Linked DNA regions of Homo sapiens: region 2 is linked to region 1. A link is a loop called in an ENCODE intact Hi-C map of the cell type or tissue named here. Cell type or tissue: Caco-2. All regions are shown on one strand.

Region 1 (2,500 bases):
AGAAAACACTGTTAATTCTTTAGTCTCCCCTTTCAAGAATTCATCTAGCACAATATTTGTCTGTAATTCTTATTAGTAAACCAGGGCAACTCCACAGATGTAGGAGAATGGTGTCAGGTGACTGCCTCATTATGAATGTCAGACTGAAGTTTAGGATATGAATTTCTAATTTTAAAAAATAGTCAATCAGGATGATAAAAATTTAGATAATCCTCAAATGCCAAAATGCTAAAAAAAAAAAAAAAAAGAAAGAAAAGAAAAAAGAAGCCATTGAATAGCACATCATTAGGAATAATGTGGAATAGAATACAAGCATCATCACGTACGCTATTACAAAAACTTAGTGACTATATATTTTTACCTAATCAAATATTGTTATTCGTTTCAACAGAAAGTAAATACTTTCTTTATCATCCAAATTGTCCATCTATATTGCACTAAATGTGTACCTGAAAATTTCCTGTTCAAGAATCTGTATGTATTATGTTTTGAAATTCAGTGTACAATAAATCCACTGTAAATCTATAAAATAAATACGTACTTGAACAGAGATGCTCATACAAGCATACATTGGGATAATATGAATGGAATGAATGAAAATATTGAATTAAGAAGTTTGATATGGAAAATATAAGACAATGGATATATTTTTCCTGGGGACTTGGTAGGTCTTCTTAAAAGGCATAAAGGAAAATATTAATAATTTTGGCAATATTAAAATTTATAACTTTGTTGCAAAAGGCATAACAAAATTAAAATATAAGAGATTGAGTGAAGTTATTTCCATTGTGCCTCCAAGACAAAGGATTAGAACCCAGAATATATATAAAGAATACAAATTACCCAACAAAAACAAATTGGCAAATATACCCAGCAAATCTCAGGTTAGGACAAAGTATATAAATATGATCCCAACTCTTCTGTGAGCCAAGGGAAAGGCTAAAGTAAAAAAAGGACAGTTGAAAGCAGAGGTGGAAATGGAGGGAAGACAGAAGATAATTTCATTGCCTTTGCATCTCCTCAGCTGTTGGCTACAATTTTTTTAAACTTTTACTTGCCTACCATTTATTTCAACTTTTGTACATGAATTAACTATGTTTTTTTAAAAAAAAAAAGTCCAGATTTCCCTAGTTTATTGTATCAAGAAAGCCTTAAACTCTATTCACAATAACTCAAAGACACCAATGCCAGGTAGAAGAGGAGGTGGTTGAAGAAAAAGAACAGACACTCTATTGCATACAAAGATGTAACGAACATTTTTAAAAGAACAATGGTCAAGTCTAGCCTTTAGGTGTAGATTTGATTCTGCATCAAGATGATGAATGAAATCCTGTGTATGGATGGCACTCAAATTTCAGATATGGTTCTGAGATTCTGACAAAGTGGACCACTTTAAACCAGGTCTTGTCTAGGAAAATCATAAGCAACTCAGCCCAGGCTTTACAAGTTGGCAATACAGATTTCCACAAGAGAGCAGCACGTCCTCAGTTTTGAAAAGTACGTTGGTGTGTTTTGCTTCCGTTCTCCACTCCAGATTTTTTTTTCCTTTCATACCAATGGCTGCTAAACACAAACATGTTTGGCTTCATCTGGGAACACTGATGTGAACAGAATACATTCCTCCTCTATGCAGGCACAGGTGAGATTCTACTGCACACATGCTTATCATTTGCAAGAACACAGACCTGACCCAGCATAAAGAATGTGTTAAATGACAATGGGGACAGTGGAGAGCTGTTCGAGATTATGTAATCTCATTCTACACAAGCTGATAGAATTTTTCTCTTTATTAAGCATTGTTTACCCTCAGAAAATTTATCTTCCTCTCTTGGGTGAGTATATATTCACCAAAAACTTACAGCAACATGTACTGCTTATGTAAACATACGATGGATAGAGGTACTGTTTTCAACTTAAAAATATATATATTTATACAATTTAGAACCTTGTTTCCAAGGCAATTAAATTACAATGTTTTCATCTTGACTGAGTACCAAAAAGGTGCCAGGTTCTATAGTTCATATGGAAATAAAGTTAGGAGGGTATTAATAATATAAGAATTCAGTTTTTATTGTCTTTAATTTTAACACACAAAAAGAAAAATTGAATTTTGCAGTAAATATATTTTCCAAATTGGTAAAAGTTATTTTAATCTCAAATCTTACTGTCTGCATAGACTACTTAAGCATTTTGTAATTTAAGTAATTTTGATTTAATGAAACATCAAAGAACCTAAAAGTAAAATCCTCTGTTTTTTACCCTTATTATCTATAAAACAGATTTGTTTTGTTGGGTTTTGTTTTTGTTTTAAATTCCCTGAAGCTTGGGTTGTTTTCCAGGGTGAATTATTTACTAATACCTATTACCCTCAAAAAAGGAGATTTCCCATCAAACTACTGGCATCCACTAAGTAATAATAACCTAAGAAATCAGCTGTGCAAAAAAAGCTACCTAAAGGGGCCAGGAATGAATTACTTGTTTCATAGATAATTCTGTCTCT
Region 2 (2,500 bases), 450 kb after region 1:
CGTAGGGGGCTTAATTTGCTAAAAGGGATCATCTTCCAAACCCTAGGCAGAGAGGCAAGAGAATGTGACTAACACTCTAGTTTGTCTTGCCATTGTAACATTTTACCTTACTCAAACGAATATGTCTTTGGCTATCGTGATGCCGCTGTCATCACTATGACCACCTGTATGGGCCACAGTAGTTCTTTTTGGAGATCTTACTCTCTCAGTCTTATACTCAGGCATGAGTGACCCACAGTTTAGCATTTACAGGTGCAGATTTTATGACTGTAAAATGTAACACATGCTTATTGGATAATACAAACAACAACTAGTAACATTTCAGACCATTTCTTTCTCTATTATTGGGATGTTACAGTAATTCTTTTTTTTTTTTTTTTTGAGACGGAGTTTCCCTCTTGTCACCCAGGCTGGAGTGCAATGGCACGACCTCGGCTCACTGCAACCTCCCGGGTTCAAGTGATTCTCCTGCCTCAGCCTCCCGAGTAGCTAGGATTACAGGTGCCCGCCACCATGCCCCACTAATTTTTTGTATTTTTTGTAGAGATGAGGCTTCACCACATTGGCCAGGCTGGTCTCGAACTCCTGACCTCAGGTGATTCACCTGCCTCGGTCTCCCAAGGTGTTGGGATTACAGGCGTGAGCCACCACACCTGGCCTACAGTAATTCTTTTTTTTTTTTTTTAATGTTTAGCTATTGCATTTAATATTACATTGTAAGCATTTCCACATAATTTTGGATTTTTTTTTAAACCTAATAGTTAATAGTCACAAAATAAACTATTGTAAGGTGTACCACAATTTATTTAAGTAATCCTTGATTGCTAGATATTTAAGTTGTTTTTATTGCTTCTTTATTTGCAGGGTTCCTATGCCAAGATTTCAAATGAGCAGGCGAAAGGCTTAAAGAATTGACTCTTGAGGCCGGGCCCGGTGGCTCACGCCTGTAATCCCAGCACTTTGGGAGGCCAAGGCGGGTGGATCACGAGGTCAGGAGATTGAGGCCATCCTGGCTAACATGGTGAAACCCCGTCTCTACTAAAAATACAAAAAATTAGCCAGGCCTGGTGGCGGGCACCAGTAGTCCCAGCTACTAGGGAGGCTGCAGCAGGAGAATGGCGTGAACCCGGGAGGTGGAGCTTGCAGCGAGCCGAGATGGCGCCACTGCACTCCAGCCCGGGAGACAGAGCAAGACTCCGTCTTAAAAAAAAAAAAAAAAAAAAAAATTTTGACTCTTGAAAGGAACTCTTGATGAGCGTCAGAGTTGGGCAAGTAAACTGAGGCATAAACTAATCTATTGAATACCTAGATATTATTATCAGTCGCATTATAGCCCTGCCCTTAAAACCAGGCTCTGACTTAGGCCTGGGGGCAGGAGAATCACAGAACAGTAGCAGTATTATATGTCACAGGTTTTCTTTTTTTAAATCTGTATTTGCATGAAGCAAAAATAACCCATCAAGTAATTCATTTCAGTAAAAATATGACTTTATTGTTTCAAGTCCTGCCATGCTACTAATGGATGCTAGAGGGCAGCAGAAGCCAGGAACTGGCAGGAAAAGCACTAGCTTCGATAGGCTAAAGAGGCTCTGCCACGTCTGGGGAACCATCTGTTCAGGGCAGAGACAGAAGTTTGGGTTCAAGGAATCTGCAATAAAGGTTCTATTCAGTAACTTGAGAGGCCAACAAAATAGAGGAGTAACAAGATTGCTAAAAAGGGCTAGGTGCTTAACAGGCACTTACCTTAAACCTTTTGGAGGATTGAAACAGACAAAGGAAGACTTGGAAGCATCACCAACTTAATAAGCCAAAAGCCATGGGTTACCAGGTTATCCATTTGAAGGAAAGGATAGAATTAAGCTGTAGTAAAGTTTGAAGCACACATATTAGGGAAGCACGATGTCTGTACAAGAACTGGGGTTGTCAGAGAGTCATGACAACATGGCTCTGACATCCTCTGAATACACGCTCCATTGAAAGGACCACTTGTCAGGGTAAGAAGTGGGTAGGGCGTGAGGAAGTGGGTAGCGCGTGGGGAAGTGGGTAGGGCGTGAGGAAGTGGGTAGCTCGTAAGCTATGGGAAGAGGCAACATTTTGGTAAAACAGTTTCTGACTTCTGATGGTAGAAAGGACACTAGTTAGGAGTCCTGAGAACTGGATTCTAGGTCTATCTACCAATTACTTATATGACCTTCAGCAAGTCACTCCCACTTACTTGGGATTCTGGTTTCTCACGGACAAATTAGGTAGTTGAAGACTGGATGAATTCTTAAATGTCTAAGATGTCTGAAATTCCAGGGCTGGATTGATTGGTTTGATCTATTTAATCAAAACTATAACCCAGTAACACTGTGCAGACAGAGTGAGATAACAGCCTACCGTCATTACTTCCTTTGTCTCTACAAATTGTCCTAATGCAGCTAGGCTAACAGCGTTGCGATCCCACCATTTAGTTTTACACATGTGAAGAGCAGAAGGGAGAGTATTTGACGTTTCATAT

What was found. A loop is a pair of places that touch in the nucleus more often than their neighbours do. Peaks named below come from ENCODE experiments on the same cell type or tissue, not always from the same donor. Only the 100,000 strongest peaks of a DNase experiment are listed, where the experiment ranks them.
Region 2: it touches region 1 in a loop (13-fold over the local background); 17 of 110 quality-filtered maps call a loop at or near these places.

What each region holds. Positions count from the first base shown.
Region 1 is chr7:11,340,487-11,342,986 of GRCh38, reverse strand. It overlaps LOC124901590 (a long non-coding RNA gene), which reads left to right and starts at 1,545. Exons shown (of 3, transcript XR_007060212.1): 1 at 1,545-1,639. In Caco-2, no CTCF peak of the experiment used is centred here; no DNase peak of the experiment used is centred here.
Region 2 is chr7:10,888,526-10,891,025 of GRCh38, reverse strand. No RefSeq gene overlaps it. Among named protein-coding and RNA genes, the nearest start is that of COXFA4, 50 kb to the left of the region's middle. In Caco-2, a CTCF peak has its summit at 1,525; a DNase peak (open chromatin) is centred at 1,551.